Linked DNA regions of Homo sapiens: region 1 is linked to region 2. Evidence: chromatin loops called from intact Hi-C (ENCODE). Cell type or tissue: PC-3. All regions are shown on one strand. Each heading gives the region's core, and the rest is flanking DNA. Links, peaks and the distances in the headings are about the cores only.

Region 1 (11,192 bases), core at 1,656-9,655, 46 kb before region 2:
TTTTTATGTTAATGCTGGTCAGTTTTGCCTGAATTCCAAAAGCAGGAGGGTATAACAACGCAGGTCCAACCTCCCTCTCCCCCATCATGAACTGAATTAGTTTTCCAGATTTCTTTGGAATACTGTTGGCTGAGGGCCAGTTGGGGGGTTGTCCATCAGTCCATTGCTGGGGGGCTTAGAATTTTATTTTTGGTTTATACTTCTTAGAGTTTTTTGCTGGGTCTGATAATTAAATTGATATAAAACAGATTAAACAGGATAAAGGCATAAAAAACTTGTATGCATTTTATGTGACATAGGAGCCCTCATAGGGAAATGAAGACCCAAAGAAGTGGAAAAATCTAAATGCTTTTTATATTAGGTTGAACAAAAAGAGACAATTCTGGAAAAGTAACTAAATTATCTGGGAAGGCTAAAGGAAGATAAGAAATACTTAACAAGGACTGTTTGTACAGAATTCACTCAGCTGTGACTCCCCGTTGAAGAATGTTCCTTTTAACTGGTACAGGGAGATCCAGTAAATAACCTTGCAAACTGTTTCTTCTTTTTAAAATTATTTTGTTGTTTTTGTTTTTGTTTTTTAATCTCCAGGGTACGCGTGTAGGATGTGCATGTTTGTTACATAGATAAATGTGTGCCATGGTGGTTTGCTGCACCTAACAATCCATCTCCTAGGTATTAAGCCCCACATGTGTTAGCTCTTTTCCCTAGTGCTCTTCTGCCACCAGCCTCCTGCAATGGGCCCCAGTGAGTGTTGTTCCCCTCCATGTGTCCATGTGTTCTCACTGTTCAGCTCCCACTTATAAATGAGAACATGCTGTGCTTGCAAACTGTTCTGACCTCTGGCCATTTTTCACATGGCAGTTTTTATCCTGTTTTCAGGAATAAAGAGGGAAATAAGAATGCCCTTCTTGCATCTGTTGTTACTCAAGTGAGTTAAGGCTTAAAAATAATCTTTATGTCAAAATGACATATTTTAGGGTGGCATATTCTGCCATGCTTCAATTACATGAAACCAGTTTGATCCACCCATTTAGCATAATAAAGAAGTTTCTGAGGACTAAACTCTGATCTTTTTCTTCTCTTGCTCAAATTCCTATGTAAGGGGTACGGAGATCCATGTCCTACAAACCATAAACTCTCAAAAGAGGGGTTTTATTCAAAACATATAACATGGCTTACTTTCCAGCCTGACTCTAGCATAACATCACATGACAGATAAAGATAACCCCCAAATATGTTTCTTTGCCACATCTTCAAATAGCCCAGCAAAGGGGACAGTCAACATTGTATAGAAAATCCCCTTCCCTTTCCAGGCCTTTTTCCTGATCCAGGAGAGACTCAACTAAGAGTCTGGCACTTTATATATTAAAAAAAAGTCTGACAAGAAACATTTACAATCTATTCTTTCTGAGGCTTGCTACCTGGAGGCTTTATCTGCATGATGGGAAATTTGATCTCCACAATCTCTTAACTTAAGCCAGTCATTCCATTCTATTGATTCTATGTACATAAGGGGAACCTTAGTTTCCACAACCCCTTATCTTGGCCCAAACATTCCCTTCTACAGATTCTAGATATTTGGACAATGACTTAACTCTTTCAACCAATTAACAATTAGAAAGTTCTTGAATCCTCCTATGACCTGGAAGCCCCCACTTCAACTTGTCCCATCTTTCCAGACTGAACCAATGTACATTTTACATGTATTGATTTATGTCTTATGTTCTCCTAAATTGTATAAATCCATGCTGTAGGTCGACCATCTTAGGCATATATTCTCAGGACAACTTGAGACTGTACCTTGGGCCATTGGTTACTCATATTTGGCTCAGAATATATCTCTTCAAATATTTTACAGAGTTTGACTCTTTTGTTGATATTTTCTTACTAATTAGTTTTAGGAAACACTCCATTCAGGTGTCTTTACATTTCAATGGGCTACATAGTACAAGAAACTCTAAAGTAATAACAGCTTGGAAGTTTGGTGATGTGGATTTAGGATGGAAGTCTATGGCTGTTGGTGTTCATGGGGGTCATTTTAAGGAAAATGCACTTATTTCGAGAGAACTCCATTCCTAGGATTTCTTTTCCTTGAGGTATATGTTAATTGCCCACCTGGATAAAGCATTAACAGAATATACCTTCAAAATTAATAATTCTATAGAGCATGGCTATCAATTGGATAACTAATGACTACTTTTTGATTAGTCATTTTATTTCAACCTAAGAACAATGTAGGAACATGAATCATTATTATTTTTATTTTTGTGGATACATAGTAGGTGTTTATATTTATGGGGTACATGAGAGGTTTTGATACAAGCCTACAATGTGAAATAAGCACATCATGGAGAATGGGATATACATTCCCTCAAGTATTTATCCTTTGAGTTACACACAATCCAATTATATTCTTTAAATTATTTTAAAATATGCAATTAAATTATTCTTGACTATAGTCACCCTGTTATGCTATCAAATAGCAGGTCTTATTCATTCTTTCTATTTTTTTTGTATCCATTAACCATCCCCACCTCCTCCAAACCCTGCAACACCTTTCACAGCCTCTGGTAACTATCCTCCTACTCTCTATGTCCATGAGTTCAATTGTTTTAATTTTTAAATTCTACAAATAAGTGAGAACATGCGATGTTTTTCTTTCTGTGTCTGGCTTATTTCACTTAACATAATGATCTCCAGTTTCATCCATGTTGTTGCAAATGACTGGATCTCATTATTTTTATGACTTAATAATATAATACTCCATTGTCTGTAGGTACCACATATTCTTCATTCATTAATGTATTGATGGACACTTAGGTTGCTTCCAAATCTTGACTATTGTGAACAATGCTGTAACAAGCATAGGAGTGCAGATAACTCTTTGATACACTGATTTCCTTTCTTTTGGGTGTATACCTAGCAGTGGGATTGCTGGATAATATGGTAGCTGTATCTTCAGTTTCTTGAGAAACCTCTAAACTCTTCTTCATAGTTCATGTACTAGTTTACATTCCCACCAACAGTGTACAAGGGTTCCCTTTCCTCTATATCCTTGCCAGCATTTGTTATTGTCTGTCTTTTGGACATAAGTTATTTTAACTGAGGTGAGATGATATTTCACTGTAGTTTGGATTTACATTTCACTGATGATCCATGATGTTGAGCACCTTTTAATATGCCTGTTTCTCATTTGTATGTCTTTTTTTGAGAAATGTCTATTCAGATCTCTTGCTCATTTTTAAATTGGATTATTAGGTTGATTCCTAAAGAGGTGTTTGAGCTCCTTATATACTCTGGTTATTAATCCTTTGTCAGATGGTAGCTTGCAAGTGTTTGCAAGTTATGTGGGTTGTCTCTTAGCTTTGTTGATTGTTTCCTTTGCTGTGCAGAAACTTTTTAACTTGATGTGATTCTATTTGTCCCTTTTTGCTTTAGTTGCCTGTGGCTGTGGGGTGTTGCTCAAGAAATTTTTGCCCAGAGCAGTGTCCTGGAGAGTTTTCCCAGTGTTTTCTTGTAGTAGTTTCATAGCTTAAGGTCTGAGATTTAAGTCTTTAATCAATTTTTATTTGATTTTTATATATGGTGAGACAGAGGGGTCTAGTTTCATTATTTTGCATATGGATATCCAGTTTTCTTAGCACCATTTATTGAAGAGACTGTCTTTTTCCCAGTGTATGTTCTTGGCACCTTCATAAAAAATGAGTTCACTGTAGGTGTGTGGATTTTTTCTTGGTTCTCTAGTCTGTTACATTGCCCTATGTGTCTGTTTTCATGCAAGTACCATGCTGTTTTGGTTACTAAAGCTCTGTAGTATAATTTGAAGTCAGGTAATGGGATTCTTCCAGTTTTGTTCTTTTTGCTTAGGATAGCTTTGGTTATTCTGCTTCTTTTGTGATCCATATAAATTTTAGGATTTTTTTTTCTATTTCTATGAAGAATGTCATTGGTATCATGATAGGGATTGCATTGAATCTGTACATTGCTTTAGGTAGTATGGACATTTTAATAATACTGATTCTTCCAATCCATGAACATGGAATTTTTGCCCATTTTTTTGGTGTCCTTCAATTTTTTTCATCACTGTTTTAGAGTTTTCACTGTAGAGATTTTTCAGTTCTTTGGTTAAGGTAATTCCTAGGTATTTAATTTTATGTGTGGCTATTGTAAATGGGATTGCTTTTTAAGTTTCTTTTTCACATTGTTCACTGTTGGCATATATAAATGATACTGATTTTTTATGTTAATTTTGTATCCTGAAACTTAACTGAATTTGCTTATCAGTTCTAATAGTTTTCTTATGGCATCTTTAGCTTTTACAAAATATAAAATTATATCATCTGCAAACAAGGATAATTTGACTTCCTTTCCAATTTCGATGTCCTTTATATCTTTCTCTTGTCTGATTGCTCCAGCAAGGATTTCCAGTAATATGTTGAATAACAGTGGTGACAGAGGCCTCCTTGTCGTGTTCCAGATCTTAGAGGAAAGGTTTTCAGTTTTTCCTCACTCAGTATAATATTAGCTGTGGGTCTGTCATATATGGCTATTATTATGGTGAGGTACGTTCCTTCTATCCTCAGTTTTTCGAGGGTTTTATTATGAAAAGATGTTGAATTTTATCCAATACTTTTCCAGCATCAATTGAAATGATCATATGGTTTTTATCCATCATTCTGTTAATATGATGTGTCAAATTGACTGATTTACATACGTTGAAAAATCCTTGCATCCTGGGGAATAAACCCCACTTGGTCATGATGAACGATCTTTCTAATCTATTGTTGAATTTGATTTGCTAATAGTTTGTTGAGAATCTTTGCATCAGAGTTCATCAGAGATAATGACCTGTAGTTTTCTTTTTCTGATGTGTCCTTGTCTTGTTTTGGAATCAGGGTAATACTGGCCTTGTAGAATTAAATTGGAAGTATTCCCTCCTCCTCTACTTTTTGGAATAGTTTGAGTAGGACTGGTATTGGTTCTTCTTTAAATGTGTTTGGTAGAATTCAGCAAGGAAGCCATCAGGTCTTTGGCTTGTCTTTACTGGGAGTCTTTTTATTACGGCTTCAATTTCGTTAATTGTTATTGGTTTGTTCGGGTTTTAGATTTCTTCCTGGTTCAGTCTTGGTAATTTGTATGTATCTAGGACTTTTTCAATTTATTTTAGATTTTCCAATTTATTGGCATATAGTTGCTCAGAGTAGCCACTCATGATTTTTTGAATTTCTGTGGTATCAGTTGTAATCTCTCCTTTTTCACCTCTGATTTTATTTGTTTGTATCTCCTCTTTCTTTTCTTAGCTATTCTAGCTAAAGTTTTATCAATTTTGTTTAACTTTGCAAAAAACCAACTTTTTGTTTCATTGATATTTTGAATTTTTTTATTTCAATTTCATTTATTTCTTTAATAGAAGAAAAGAAATAATAAAGATCCCAGCAGAAATAAATGAAATTGGTTCCCTTTTAATTTTCTAATTCTTTAAAATGCATTGTTAGATTGTTTATTTGAAGTTTTTCCTTTTTTTGATGTAGGTATTTATTGCTATAAACTTCCTTCTGGGGACTGCTTTTGCTGTATCCCATAGGTTTTGGTATGCTGTGTTTATTAGTCTGTTTTCACATTGCTGATAAAGACATACCCAAGACTGGGCAATTTACAAAAGAAAGAGGTTTAATTGGATTTACAGTTCCACATAGCTGAGGAGGCCTCACAATCATGGTGGAAGGCAAGGAGAAGCAAATCACATCTTACGTGGATGGTGGCAGGCAAAGAGAGTTTGTGCAGGGCAACTCCCATTTTTTTAAAACCATCAGATCTTGTGAGACCCATTCACTACCACGAGAACAGCATAAGAAAGATGCCCCCACATCCCATAATTCAATCATCTCCCACTGGGTCCCTCCCACAACACGTGGGAATTACGGGAGCTACAAGATGAGATTTGGGTGGGGACACAGAACCAAACCATATCATTGTGTTTTCATTATCAATTGTTTCAAGAAATTTTTCCATTTCCTTCCTGAATTTCTTCATTGACCCACTGGCCATTCAGGAGTATATTGTTTAATTTCCATGTGTTTGTGTAGTTTCTAAAATTCCTATTGTTATTGATTTCTAGTATTATTCCATTGTATTGAGATAAGATGCTTGACATTATTTCAATTTTTTGAATGTTTTAAGACTTCTTTTGGGACCTAACATATGGTCCCCCTTAGAAAATGATCCATGTGCTGAGAAGAATGTGTATTATGTAGCTATTGGATGCATAATACATCCAATATCTTGTAAATATCTCTTAGATTCATTTGGTCTATACTGCAGATTAAGTCTGATGTTTCTTTGTTGATTTTCTTTCTGGAAGGTCTATCCAATGCTGAAAGTATGGTGTTGAAGTCTCTAGCTATTCTTGTATTGGGGCCTATCTCTTTCTTTATATCTAATAATAATATTTTCTTTACATATCTGGGTGCTCCTGTGTTGGGTGCATATATATTTAAAATTGTTTTATCCTCTTGCTGAATTGGACCCTTTATTATTATATAGTGACCGTTTTGTCTCTTCTTATACTTTTTGTCTTGAAATCTATTTTGTCTAAATATAGTGAGTCCTGCTTTTTTTTGGTTCCCATTGGCATAGAATATCTTTTTCCATCCCTTTATTTTCTGTCTATGTGTGTCTTTATAGGTGAAGTGTCTTTCTTGTAGGCAACAGATTGATAGGTCTTGTTTTTTCATCCATTCAGCTAGTCTATATCTTTTGACGGGAGAGTTTAGTCCATTTACATTCAGTGTTATTATTCATAAGTAGGGATTTACCCCTACCATTTTGTTATTTGCTTTCTGGTTGTTTTATGGTCTTTGCTTCTATCTTTCTTTCCTTCCTGTCTTCCTCTAGTGAAGGTTATTTTCTCTGGTGATATGACTTAGTTTCTTGATTTTCATTTTTTGTTTATTTGTTGTATGTTGTTTTAAGTTTACCATGAAGCTTGCAAATACTATCTTATAACCCATTATTTTAACCTGATAACAACTTAATGCTATTTGCGTAAACAAACAAGCAAAAAATAACTAATAAAAACTCCACACCTTAACTTTGTCCCTAAACTTCTGAACTTTTTGTTGTTTCTATTTATATCTTATTGTACTATCTCTTAAAAGGTTGTTGTATTGTTTTTGACTGGCTCATCATTTGGTCTTTTTACTTAAGATAAGAGTAGTTTACACACTATAGTTACAGTGATATAGTGTTCTGTTTTTCTGTGTACCGACAAAAGAAAAATTTCAGCTGAATTAAATTTAAAGAAATTTAATTGAACAATGAATGATTCGCAAATGGGGCAGCCTTCTGAGCCACAGTAGGCTCAGAGATTCCAGTGTAGACAGGTGATGGAAGAAGATTTATGGACAGAAAAAGAAAGTGATGTACAGAAAATGGAAGTGAGGGGCAGAAACAGCTGAATTGGTTACACCTCAGCATTTGCCTTATTTGAACATGGCTCCAAGTGTTGGCTATATTTGATGGGCCAAAACTCAGTTATTGGCAGAAGTGTAGGCTATGGTCTGTTTACACCTCCACTTGTTATAGTTCACAATGTACAGAGAAACCTTTAGGCTGAACATAAAATATGTAAGGAGGCAGCCTCAGGCTAAAACTGATTTAACAATTCCCCGCTGTTGGTCTTCTCAATTTTGAGAGATTGACCAAAACTTTAGTCATTTATGTTACTATCACTATCATAAATATACTTAGCTGGTCTTGAAACCCAGGGGAAAGCAGTAGAACTGTGGGTTTTGTAAGGTGGGAACAAGAACTTCAGGTTATTATTATTATTTTTTTGTAAGGGTTAGAGTAGAGGATACCCTCCTCATGCTGGAATCTGTTTAAAAGGAAAACCTGTTCTCTTCTATGATTTATATGCTTCCTTAAATTATTAGTGTGATTATGTCACCTTTAGCATGAGCAACTCCATTTTGGTTTGGTCTGGTCTGTTGGGGCCTAGTGAATGAGCTCGGTCCAAAACAATGGCCTCCCATAATTTTATTTTAAAAATTCCCCGTTTGTGTTCACGTTCTCACCTGCGTGAGAATGTGACCAAAACTTAGGGCCTTAGCACAACTCTTAGTTACCATCATTTTGGGTTTATGGTCTCAGCATGTCATTCATAGGTTATAGTACCCTCATGGTCACACATTTCTTTCAGAATGACTCTTGTCATTCCAGTTGAAGAGAGGCCATTTGACATTCTAGAGATGGCTGCATGCAAACATTTAAAACTTTTGAGAGAATACAGCACACCAGGGAGAATACTATTATGACTCTCAGGAGGATAACACCAAGAGTTTAGAGTATGCTCTTTACCCAGGGTCCCCATAAACCAAACCACCTAAATTAAATAGATCAAAGAGGTAAAGAGTCTACTCACTTAACTAAACAGTCTCTTCACTAATCCCCAAAACTGAATCTGTATAATACCTAATGTGTTGTATTTCTCCATAGGCCACAGGTGCCAGCAGCTACACAGATATTTCTCTGTTTAGCCAGTAAGTTATATAGAGCAATTCTATTATTTAGCATAACTTTCACAGTCTGTTGTGTAACTATAGCCTTTACAGTAGAATCTGCTATAGAGCCTATCATGAGGGATACATTTCTAATCATTGCCTCTTTTACTCCAAACCATGGAAAAAGGACCTAATGAATGATGCCCGTCTAGAATAGCGAAGGCCTCCTGGCAATGTTATTTTAATCCATTATGTGGGTTAAGAGGAGAGAACCAACGTTCTGTTTCTGACTGATTATGAGGCAAAGTATATACCATTAAAGTTTCTCACTTTCATCGGGCCTTCATCTTCCATCTATCAAGGTATAAGGTTATCTATGTATAAGGCTGGCTGCAAAATCCTTCACAAATAAAAGTATACCACATGAGTACACACAACAGACCCCCTTTTCACTTCCATTGTTCATAAAGGTATAAGCAATGGAAAAATATTTAATGATAAGAGTCTCGTGAGAGTAAAGAAGTCTTGATCCGTGATCTTGGGAAAAGATCACATCAAAGATGCCATCTTCTTCTGAGAAGAAATTTTCTTGGTTTGCTTTATCCTAAGGGTTCCAACGGGTGTACGCTTCCAAGATTGTGGAGGGACACTTCCCAGTTGTGAGATTATGAACTCAAACTTCAAAGTCCCAAAGTTTTGCTGTAGTGTGCATGGCAGAGAAAGAGACAGTCTTTCTCTGATGTTCTCAGAAGATCCAGTCTTTGGGTTCTAGATTGTGAAAGGGTTGATTGTCCTTAGTCAGTGAATCATAAAAAGCTTTCTTTACCTGGTGAAAATGTACTGTGGCATAATCATCTGATGTTATAACATCACCCCTCTTGCATGGAAAAGCTTTTATACAAGCAGAAAACATGCATTGAAAATGACAATGGAATGAAATCCCTCTACAAAAGTTTAAATGGCCCATCAGATAGCCAAATGTACCTGAAGCTTTGATTATCTTCCCAGCAATATGGGTTTGACACAGCAAACATTGGTCATAAACTATGTTAGCAATTTAGAAGTCACCACACTAATATATATTTAATTTGGATCATTTTATCTTTTTCATGATGAGTCATGGAATGCAGAACTTTTAACAACAAAAGCTTTAGGGACTCAGGAAGGACAAGGCATCTGTCCTGGTTCTCTATGAGTCCATTCTTAACGTTGGACTTAGGTCCTCTTGAATACCAGTTGTTTCTCCAATTTAGGTGCATAGCACTGATAACCGATGGGTTATCATAGGTCATTTGACTTAGACCATGAAGTTCATTCAAATTGTATATCGAAACGATTTCAGTATTGGCTGATTTAGCATGATAATATGGCAAAATATCTTCTTGGTATTCAATTTATTTTTGCTCTACTTGGGTTACAAGTTTGATAAAGCAGTCAGTCTTTTCATTAAAGTTCCAGAAATTCTTACCCAGTCCAAATGATGTGATTCTAAAGTTATTAGAAACCTGTATTCAAGAGTGTTTTTCAGAATCCTTTCCATTCTTTCATGAACCTCCTAAAAGATACAATATTCTAAGATTTTGTGTGCTTGTGAAGTTTTCAGAAACTAAACTGCATTAGTATTAAGCAATAAACTGTGGAAATGACTTTAAAAAGTCATAATTAAAGACAAAATTGACAAATGTTTGATTATTTCTGTGGTCTACAATAACTTAAGATAACAACTATAATTATGATTGAGAGTATATACTCTGACATATTAGAATTTTAGAAATTCCATAAAATTTTGGAACAAATATTAATATTACTCACTAAAATGTAACCTGAAGAAGGTTAAACATTTTTATTTTGACAATGTTTCCCATGGAACTTAACATTTCACGTAATTCTGTTTATCTCTCTTTTGGATGCTTCAGGACCCTCTGCAGCATCCCTACGTCAGAGGTTAAAAAAGACTTAATTTTGCAGCTGAAATTTGATTTTGAGAAACCTGCCAAATATGATAAAGGTTTAAAACACTTGATAGTATAAAATAGAATTCCAGGTCATGATAAGCCATTCATTTCGCCAAAATGACTCACAAATTTTAAAAAGGCAAAAACCTTTACTCATTCATAGTGGGAAGACTTCGCTTTCCAAACAATCTGTCTCTTGTCTTTCCCTTCTTTTCCTGTAGTTCATTCAAAATGCAAACAAAAATCTTTTATTATCCTTTAATAGTACATGAAAATCTTATTCAAGAGAGAAAGGCAAATTTTACCCTTGCATTAATATACTATTAATGTCAACCCCAATTTTTAATAAAACCTTATGGACAAATCTATCCAATCTTAATCAGTTTGACTGTAAGGTGAGATTCTCATAAACCTTTTATAATACTTTACAAATTTTTGTTAAAAAGCAGATCAGTGTTCTAAGAAAACCCTGTTGTTCTTTTATTCCAATGTTCAACTTATGGAAAAACTGAATGTTCTTTAAATTTAGCCAATATGTTCATACATAGAATTTTTTAAAATATTATTTTTTTAAAATCTTCTACAACTTGCTGAAACCTTCAGCTTTTTTTCCATCTAATTTAAAACAATCCTTACCTCTAAACTAGATAAAAATGTACATTCCCATGCCTTCTTATAATCATTTATCAAAAGCACATTTCACTTTCTTCACATACCTTGAGTGTAAAACTGT
Region 2 (11,192 bases), core at 1,641-9,640:
TAATGTTATTTGTACTTTGTGAGGAATCTGTGCAGCACCATTTAACACAGAAGTTAGCTGATGGCTAACTAAATCTAGCTCTTCCTCAGGCTAGTCATTTTCATGTTAGTATTATATCCTAAGTAGACTTCAACTCAATCTCCCGATACTTTTGATAATCAGTGTCAGTATTTTTCATATCACTTGCCTACAGAAGACAGTTGGTCACCTTGGGACCATTCCATAGAAGAACTCAAACTTACCATGTGATGCCACTGCTTTATTCCCATCAGAAATCCATGCTCCTTTTTCTATTTTGTTCAAAAGCATTTCATCCGCTAAAACAAGAATAATAAGTATTTGTGCACAGCACACAATGGCATGTCGGACATGCTATCATTATTTTTTTCATTCATTATAATCAGGGACCTTTCCCATGATTTTATCATCAAGGTTTATGGTTACACAGTAATTAGTCTGCCGGGAGCTGTAACACTGCACGGAGAAATGGCCTGATAGGGAGTTGTTCCTAGAAATTTCTTGCTAAGTGATATACTTTGCAGTAGACATAACCTGAAAAATGAGTCAAAATATACTGGCATATTTCTACAGTTGCACTTAGTCATTAGTCATAGAACCAGTTCATCACATTGTGTGACCAAAATTTCCCCCAGAACAGTGCAACTCAGATTTGCAGGCTTCCCTTTGACCTTGTGCAGTTCAAAAAGCAGGTGTGGTATTGGCAAACATATGGCTTCACTCTTTTGAACATCAGGGTACAATTGCTAAAAGACAATAGCAATTTCTTACTCTGAGCTTCTTTAGGTCACCAACGTCATATTGATTTTTTTTTATTCCATAGATCATTTATTCGTTCCTTTACCCTCAACTACTATTGCTCCTTCTTTCTATTTGCTGTTGAGATTTACCAAAACTTTTCTATCTTTGAAAGGGTGTTAGGTTTTACCATTTATTTGGTCAAAATCATTGGTACCAGTACCAGCCTGGTAAGTGCCTACCCTCAACAGTTTTCAAAAGTGGCTATGTGAGGAGAAACTCATCCAATCCCATTCAAATAGGGAGGGGTTACATAAAGATACAACCAGTGGGCTTTCTGGACCATGTGGGAAATGCAGCTGCATTCACCGCCAACCTTAATTTTGCCAGATGCCATAAAGGCACAATTCATCCTTTCAGGCCCTTATAATCACTGGCATAAAGGTGTAAAGGTAAAGTTAAGGGTTTTGATTTAGGGATCATCTGTGCCTCTGACACCTACAGTTGCAGCCCTAATCCTGGGACCACGGAAGCAGCTAGGAACACAAAAGGTGGGTTTGTGTGGGGATGCATTATGTAATTACACCAGCATCCTCCCTTATTGCCTCTTCCCCAATCCCCCAGAAAAACAGAGAAATCTACCTAGTGGGGAGTATGCTTTGTCCCCCCTTCCCATGTTGAATGTGAGCACACACTCATGAAGGTTTGTAAGCTAGCCTTTCATACCGTTATCTCCACTCAATTTACTCAACAAATGTTTTGTCATTCCAATTCTCTATCAAGTCACGACTCCGAAGATGATGTGCGATATGATGTGGCCACCTGATATTATCTCTTTGACTCTTGTTGAGCCCTATGGACTATACAATACGATCGTTGGTCTGAAAAATTGTAACGTGGCGTTCTAACTTGGTACAGTATCTTCTGTTCCAATCCTTTATAGTACGTTCAGAATTTGTATTTACCATCCAGTATACAAAGCATAGTCCAAAGTAAGTATCTCTTTCTATCAGGACCTATTTATAGCGCCCCCCTCCCCACAACCCCGCCAGGGCTACTGGTAGTAGTCTGATACAGTGAATGTGGTATCTATGTGGGAACCTCCCCCTTAAGCCCCCCACCCAAGGGAATCTGCCTCATAATTATCTGCAGTCTTTGTCTTTCTGGCTGGCACACAGTTAGCGCTTGCTGGGATTTGGTGCCTCAGAAAGTGCAAGTGGAATACGCTGATGATAAGCCCACCTCTGCTTTGCTGCAGCTATTCCATGTCCACTCATTCCATGGACCAGGTCAACACCTCAACAAGCACAAAAGGATGTCCACTTGCTCATACCAATCACCTGATTGGGGAAAGGAATCATTTGAATGGGCATTAACTTGTCCTTCTTTAATCTGCCTCTTAAATTTCCATTGTGATTTCCACAGGGCTGTGACTCTTACAGTAGCCCTTTAATAGTTCGATTTTCCATTGCCCATCTGTCTGACCACGTGGCCAGGCCATTGGCTCTCTCTTTATTCTACCTACGTCACCCTCTTATTCCACTTATGGGTCAAAATAAACCAACAAATTTTTTACTTTGTTTTTGTTCAATTCTTCCATCACTACAAGGAAAACAGCATACAATTCAGCCCAGCCCTTTAAGCTGATTTCTTCTTACATTCTTCAATCAGAGTTTTTATGTTCGTCAGTTTTTAGGTCGGTCAGTCTCCCAAACTGGATGCTGTCCATCCACCTTGGAATTGCCATCCATAAATTAAGGAGCTATTTTGTGGTCAGTTGAGAGCTGTGCATAGAGACCCACCACCAAGGTGGCAATAGAATATGGCATCTCTTCAGTTGATTCCAAACTTAGCCTAAGGGAAAAGAGACTGTACCTAAGCATGCACACATTGACTGCATCCTTGCATTCCTCCAGTGGCATGTTCCTGCATAAACCCTTTTCATTTGATTATGGAGATTTCTGAACACTTCCTTTCTTATCTCTCTTATTAGACATTACTCAAGACATTATGAGCAATGGTTTCAAGAGTATTTTATGTACCCAAGTCATACGGGCAGTTTCAATAAGTGCCCCATAGCAAACAAATAATCGTCTCTCAAACAGAGTGTAATACACTGCCACGTCTGAAAACTTTCTGCCCAATATTCCAGTCAATTGTCACTGCTGGACAGCACTCATTGTATTTTGCCATAAGCTCCCGTTTGCATAAATGTAAGTTGCAGGCACTTCCAAATCATATCTGAGTGTGGATCCTAAAGTCCTAAAGCCGTTGACTGAGACGCCAGTTTTTGCATTTTTGACATAGCCTGCTGTTGTTCAGGCCCCCATTCAAATATGGTCTTCTTAGAGGTAGTTTCATGGATTGAATCTAACAGCATTCTCTGATATGATGTATGAATCCTCCAAAATCCAAAAGACTCAACCACGTGCTGTGCTTCTTGCCTATTTACGGGGTAAGCAATGATGGCATTTTATTTTTAGTTGCCTGTGGGATGTCCCAGTGGCTTCTGCCCATGTTATTCCCAAGAATTTCATCGTTTATACCAGTCCTTGAATCTCTGCTGGGTGGATCAACTATCTTTGCTTTGTCCTATGTGTCACCACTGCATTTAAGTAATTTTAGCTCATCCTTTGTTTTCTGATATTATTATGAAATCCTCTATGTAGTTTATTACTGTGCTTGATACATGGATCAAGTTCAAATCTTTCCTGACCAAATTATGACAGCAAGCTGGTGAATTCAAATAATTCTGCAGCAAAATGGTGAGTGTAAATTGGGATCCTTCCTACACAAAGGAAAATTACAGTTGACTCTTTATTATAATTGGTGTTCAGGAAAAAAAGCATTTCCCAATTAACTGCTGAGTAGTTGCCTTCTTTAACCTGTATTTTTTTCATGATGATGCTATATGTGAGACTACATTATTCAAGCATTGATCACCTACTGTTAGTTTTCATGAACCATCTGCCTTTTCATAGGCTACAAAGTGCTATTGTACAACACTCCAGCTTTTAACATGTCATTAATTAAAGTGATAATCTGTTTTTTTCTCCACCAGGTATTCTTTACTGCTTCAAATTTACAACCTGAGTGGGCTCAGAAAATTCTGTAGGCTCCCACTTATTATGTCCGATTAATACCACCTAACAGATAAACTTACATGCCGTTTGTTTTACCATAATTGTTAGAGGAAGTGTTTCCCAGCGGACATAATATCCATCTCAGTGATGCATGCAGGAAAAAGAGATACAACCACTTCACCTAGAGTCTCTTCAAACGTTTCAATGTTTATCCAAACACTGACCTTTATTCCGTCAAACATTCTATCCTGATATCCTCCCGATATTACTGTCAACTCTATCAATGCCACTTTATTCTTCACATTCCTTAGTAATTATTTACATTTTTTGGCTTTGCTGAAGTGAGTCCCTTGACTCACTCCCTTTTCTTTCTTCATTCTCTTGTGGATCATTATAATTTTCTTAGCATCTGAGAGACCCATGGGGGAAGCTGAGATAACAAATCTGATACAGCTTCTCAAATCATTGCTTGATTTTACAACAGCAAGATTTCATGGGGTGACCATGCAACACGTTCCCCTAAGTCACAGAATTCAACATGACCTGAGTAACAGGCATAATAAGTATATAAACACCCTGGTCTTTGCAAAGCCAATCCAGCATGGATTGCATATGCAGCACATCAGGCTGCTTCATCTAAGAGTTTCACTTATATTTTAAAGGAGGGGAAAAAATCCTTCCTCTTTTCATGCTAAAGAAACTTCACAGTGGCTTTTATTCAGTATACAAGGCTAGGGATCCCCTCAGGAAAAACCACTTGCGTGTTTGGATCATGTACAGCCATCTATTCAATAGTAAGTCGTGAGTCCTGCATCAACCCAAACATACTCCTCCATTCTGCAGCATTCAAAACCAAGGAGACTGCTCCTAACTTAATCACTCTCACAATCCATTTTTACTCAGTGATTTTCAGGAAGCTGATGATATGACTCCAGAAGAGGAGACAGCTCTTTAACGCCATACCCACCGGTTTCAGTAGTTTCTCAGATTTGCCTCCACCTGCCACCTGGAATATATTCTTGGTGAGCAGAGGTCATAGAAGTGCTATCTCTTGTTGCAGCACAATTTTCATCTTATAGCAGTTCTGAGACTAGGAATCATAGCTCCGACTAGCTACAATTTGAATTTCATGCAGTGCTGGGATCTACCCCAAAACTCTCCTGCACTTTCATTTTATTTATTGCAGATAAAAAATAACTAAGAGGTTGTCTATTTGGCTTTTTTCTCATTGTATTGTATTTTTTCATGTATCCAGGGAAGCCACCTCCTCATGATTGTAAATCCCATCGTTATGTGACATTCACCTCAAGTAACTGATCATATAACAGCTGTTTTGTACAATGGGTGACTCAATAGACATCCAGGCATCAAAGGTTTGTCATCCACTACCCCTTTATCCTTCCTCTCTTCAAAGAATCCTTTCACCATGATTTGGTGAGTCAGATTGTTTTAGCAAATCTCACTTCTGAAGCCAACTCTGTTGGGTATCATGACCACCTTCAGGCTCCATGATTCACCAAAAGAACTCGGATGACTCAGAGAAGCTCTTGTACTCACAGGTATGGTTTATTATAATGAAAGGATACAGATTACAGTCAGGAAAGGGAAAAAGCCACATGAGGCAAAGTGAAAGAAAAATTAGGTACAATCTTTTTAGTGTCCCTTCCCAGATAAGTCAGACATGGATACATCTAATTATACCAGAAATGATGTGTGCCAACTATGAAAGATGACTTGAGCCTTGAAGTCCAGGCTTTTATTATGGGTCAGTCATGTAGCCATGTAGCACCTGCATGACTGACCACAGCTACGCAGATTCTAGTCCATCCCTCAGAGCAAAAATAGACATTCACAATAATTCGCATTGTTAGGATAAACTTAACTAGTCAAACAGGTAGAGCATGGCCCATGGACTCTGACATGCAAAACCAAACTTGTTAGTAAGAACATTTCACGGACTCAGAGGTTATCTCTCAGGAGCATCAAGAAGACAGGGCCTTGTTTGGACTACATGTTGAGGCCTGCTGAGTTAACCCTTCACTTTCCACAATAAACATAAAGAATAAATATTACTCTTGCCAAATCCATGCCCAATAAATTAAAAGTTTCATAAGGTTAATCAAGAAATAAAATGTCCAAATGCAGAGTTTTAAATTTCCATGCTTCTAATAAAAATAGTGATTAATTTTATATCATTTCTCTTAGGTTGAAAATAAAATCAGTAAACAAAAAATAGTTTTCAGTTATCCAACAGATAGGCATACCTTATAAAAGTTAATTTGGAAGCCATATTTTGATAATCCCCAGCCAGGTGGTTAGTTTACATAGGTCTAAAGGAAATATCAGGTGTGGCATTTTCTCTATATAAGAGTATGTTTCTTTAAATTACCCACATGAATACCAACACCCATGGAATAAAAAATATTTTTTCTAACAACAGAAATTTCAAGCTTATACCTTGGAGATTTTTGTGTGATGTAGCTGGTGTAAATGTAAAGGCACCTGAAATTTCTGAAAAGTAATGAAAAAAGAAACTTTTTTATTACTATATAAGACAGTCCATAATGGTTCTGATTAATAAACGTGTTTTGGCTATTCTGGCTCCTACATAAGTATTACAATTGCTTTGTATAATTAAAAATAAATTTTGAAAATTGATGGGATATTCAATTTGTAGGACAATTCAGAGAGATTTTAGGTCTTCGCTAAAGTTTCCATTTTTTTCTAATAAGTAATACCCTTTTTGGCAGGGAAATTTTTAATACATAATGTTAAAACTAAAAGTATTATAAACATTTATGAAAGCATAAAATTAACCTCAGATTTCTTAAAAGAATGGAAAACTTTAGCTTTCTTTCTGATCATCCAAATTTTATTCTATGTCTATCAACAGAATCCAATTGAAATTATCAAAGGCTAACTAGGTTCTCCCCGCACAGGTGTCAGGCTATTTCAGAATACAGAAACAAGAGAAGAGAAGTGAATGGATAACTGGTGACTCGTCTACTTCTGGCTTTACTCATGAGGAGAGAACCGTTTCTTCCAAGTAACAGAAGTCTCAGATACAGCTTCTTCAATAAAATATATCATCCTCCCATACACACACACAAATAAACATATATATACACAGTCGCAGTTATGATAGACGCCCAATAGGGCTGGTATGCATGTAGGTATGCCACCTTTCCTTCCTGTTAATATCCCTAATAATTATTTCTATCTCCAGCTATTAAATAGCATTTCCCAGTTGCCATTAAACCATAATATCAGCATAACAATCAGCTTGATGTTAGCTTTCCATGGAAACTGGGATACACAAATTCATACTTAGAATCACCATCAATGAATAAATAAATAAAATGTCTGGCATTCTTGTCAGACAAACCAAACCTGTTTCAGTCTCTATTCAGGACTACCTTAGAATGTGGAAATCACAGACGCTTGTACGAAAGGAATCTCAAATTCCATGCAGCCACAAACCCAGTGCAAACATTCAATAGCTCCAGATGACCTAGTACACAAGATTAACACATTTTTTCCATTACACCTTAAACATATCATCAGGATCATGGCCTTGTGCCACAGCTAAGTGGCTCACACATGACTCACAATGCTAAAACTCACAGAATACATGAGTGAATGAATGAATGAGACAGAAGAATATCTGTTAGAATCTAGACACAGAGATGACTCTAATGAGGAAGCAAAGTCTGAGAAATAAGTGAGAATGGCATTTTCCTTCCATCAAGGTCTCCGACAAATTTAGAATACTCTATCTGACATCAGCATAAAAACACCATTAGCAAGACATCATTTAAATATATGTATTGTGGTACAATTAATATAACATTCAGCTGTTTTAAGTGCATGAAATTGAATGATTTTGTATTAAAGGTACACAGTTATGCAACCCTCACCACAATCTATATACACCCTATTCAATTTTAGAACATTTCTGATATCTCAAAAAGATCTTTGTGCCCATTTGCAGTCCATCCCTGCTCCCAATCCCAGATGCAGACCTAGGCAACCACTAATATGCTTTCTGTCTCCATGGTCATACTTTTTCTGAGTATTTCATAAAATCAAAACATACATTGCATGTTCTTTTGTGACTAGCTTATTTCATTTAGCAGAAGATGTCCAAATTTCATACATGTTGTAGCATTTATCAACACTTCTTTTCATGGCTGAATAATATCTCACAAATATAACACATTGTCTTTATTCATCCATCTGTTGATGAACATTGAGTTGTTAAATTTATTCCTAAGTATTTTATTCATGTTATGTTACTGTATGCACAATGGATCTACTAATTTCATTATTGTATTGTTCATTGCTAATTGCAACTAAACATAATTGATGTTTATATACATATATATTTTACTTTAAAACATACAATTAGGTTATTTTTGACTATAATCACCCTGTTGTTGCTATTAAACATTAGTCTTGTTCATTCCTTCTAATTATATTTTTTAACCCATTAACCATCCCCACATCCCCACTAGTCCCTGACTACCATTCTCAGCCTCTGGTAACCATCTTTCTACTCTCTATGTCCATGAGTTCACTTACATTGATTTTTAGATCCTACAGATAAGTGAGAACATGTGATGTTTGTCTTTCTGTGTCTGGCTTATTTCACTTAACATAGTGATCTCCAGTTCCATCCATATTGTTGCAAATCACTGAATCTTATTTTACTATGGCTGAATAGTACTCCATTGGGCATATGTACCACATTTTCTTTATCCATTTATCTGTTGATGGACACTTAGGTTGCTCCCCAATCTTGGTTATTGTAAACTGTGCAGCAGCAAACATCTGAATACAGATATCTCTTCAATATACTGATTTCCTTTCCTTTGTGTATCTACCCGGATGTGAGACTGCTAGGTCATATGGTAGCTCTATTTTTAATTTTTTGAGGAACCTCCAAACTATTCTCTATAGTGGTTGTACTAATTTACATTCCCGCCAACAGAGTACAGAAGTTTCCTTTTCTGCACATCCTCACCAGTATTTGTTATTGCCTGCCTTTTCGATATAAGTGATTTTAACTGGGGTGAGATGATATCTCACTGTAGTTTGGATTTGCATTTGTCTGATGATCAATAATGTTGAGCACCTTTTAATATTCCTGTTTGTCATTTGTATGTCTTCTTTTGAGAAATATCTGTTCAAATCACTTGTCTAATTTTTATTAGATCGAATTATTAGATTTTTTATAGAGTTGTTTGAGCTCGTTATATATTCTTGTTATTGATCCTTTGTCAGATTGGTAGTTTGCAAATATTTTATCCCATTATGTGGGTTTTCTTTTCACTTTGTTGATTATATACTTCATTGTGCAGAAGCTTTTTAACTTGATGTGATCCCATTTATCCCGTTTTGCTTTGGTTGTCTGTGCTTGTGGGGTATTGCTCAATAAATTTTTGGCCAGACCAATGTCCTGCAGATTTTTCTCGAAGTTTTCTTGTAGTAGTTTGATAGTTTGAGGTCTTATATTTAAGTCTTCAATCCACTTTTATTTTATTCTTGTATATGGCAAGATGTAAGGGTCTAGTCTCATTCTTCTGCATACGAATATCCAGTTTTCCCAGCACCATTTATTGAAGAGACCGTCTTTTCCCCAATGTATTTTCTTGGTATCTTTGTTGAAAACGAGTTTGCTGTAGGTGTGTGAATTTGTTTCTGGTTTCTCTAGTCTGATCCATTGGTTATGTGTCTGTTTTTATGCCAGTACCATGCTGTTTAGGTTACTATAGCTCTGCGGTATAATTTGAAGTCAGGTAATGAAATCCCTCCAGTTTTGTTCTTTTTGCTCAGGGTAGCTTTGGTGATTCTGGATCTTTGGTAGTCCATACAAATTTTAGGACTGTTTTTTTCTATTTTGTTTTTTGAAAAAAAAAATGGCATTGGTATTTTGATAGAGATTGCATTGACTCTGTAGATTGCTTTGGGTAGTATGGACATTTTAACAATATTGATTCTTCCAATCCATGAACATGGAACATTTTTCCATCTTTTAGTGTCTTCTTTGATTTATTTGTATAGTGTTTTATAGTTTATATTATAGAGATCTTTCACTACTTTGGTTAATTCCCAGGTCTTTAATTTTATGTGTGGCTATCATAGATGGAATTACTTTTAATTTCTTTTTCATATATTTCACTGTTGGCATATAGAAATGCTACTCATTTTTGTGTGTTGATTTTGTATCCTGCAATTTCACTGAATTTATCAGTTCTAAAAACTTCTTTATGGAGTCTTTAGGTTTTTCCAAATATAAAATCATATCATCTGCAAACAAGGATAATTTGACTTCTTCCTTTCCAATTCGAATGCCTTTTATGTCTTTCTCTTGTCTGATCGCTCTAGCTAGGACTTCCAGTACTGTGCTGAATAACAGTGGTGACAGTGGGCACCCTTGTTGTGTTCCAGATCTTAGAGGAAAAGCTTTCAGATTTTCCCCATTCAGTATGATACTATCAGGTTGGTGCAAAAGTAACTGCAGTTTTTCCACTGTTAAAATTTGCAATTTGATATTGGAATATATTCTTAAATAAACGTGATTATGTTACACATGATTTTAATGCACATTTCTCACTTCATGCTTTTTTGATTATGGCATTAATTGCTGTTTATTTTATATTTACTTTAGACTATGGAAATGACATTAGACAAAAAGCAAATAATTGGTGTGATTTTCTTACATGAGTTCAAAATGGGTCCTAAAGCAGCGGAGACAAGTCACAATACCGACAATGCACTTGGCCCAGGAACTGCTAATGAACAGACAGTACAGGGGTGGTTCGAGAAATTTTGCAAAGAGGACAAGAGCCTTAATGATGAGGAGCACAGTGGCTGGCCATCAGAAGTTGACAACGACCAGTTGAAAGCAATCATCGAAGCTGATTCTCTTACCACCACAGGAGAAGTTGCCAAATAACTAAATGTTGACCATTCTATGGTCATTAGGCATTTGAAGCGGAAGGTGAAAAAGTTTGATAAATGGGTGCCTAATGAGCTGAGCAAAAATTAAAAAAAAATCGTCGTTTTGAAGTGTCATCTTCTCTTACTCTACCAATGAATCATTTCTTGATTGGATTGTGACATGCGATAAAAAAAAAATGGATTTCAAACGACAACTGGTGAAGACCAGCTCAACGGTTGGACTGAGAAGAAGCTCCAAAGCACTTTCCAAAGCCAAACTTGCACCAAAAAAAGGCCATGGCCACTGTTTGGTGGTCTGCTGCCAGTCTGATCCACTACAGCTTTATGAATCCCAGCGAAACCGTTACATCTGAGAAGTATGCTCAGCAATTCAATGAGATGCATCAAAAG

What was found. A loop is a pair of places that touch in the nucleus more often than their neighbours do. Peaks named below come from ENCODE experiments on the same cell type or tissue, not always from the same donor. Only the 100,000 strongest peaks of a DNase experiment are listed, where the experiment ranks them.
Region 1: it touches region 2 in a loop (5-fold over the local background); 6 of 110 quality-filtered maps call a loop at or near these places.

What each region holds. Positions count from the first base shown.
Region 1 is chrX:106,249,429-106,260,620 of GRCh38, forward strand. No RefSeq gene overlaps it. Among named protein-coding and RNA genes, the nearest start is that of PWWP3B, 87 kb to the left of the region's middle. In PC-3, for the core only: no CTCF peak of the experiment used is centred there; no DNase peak of the experiment used is centred there; H3K27ac peaks cover 762 bases.
Region 2 is chrX:106,295,155-106,306,346 of GRCh38, forward strand. No RefSeq gene overlaps it. Among named protein-coding and RNA genes, the nearest start is that of PWWP3B, 130 kb to the left of the region's middle. In PC-3, for the core only: no CTCF peak of the experiment used is centred there; DNase peaks (open chromatin) are centred at 5,287, 5,717 and 7,327; H3K4me3 peaks cover 961 bases; H3K27ac peaks cover 3,468 bases.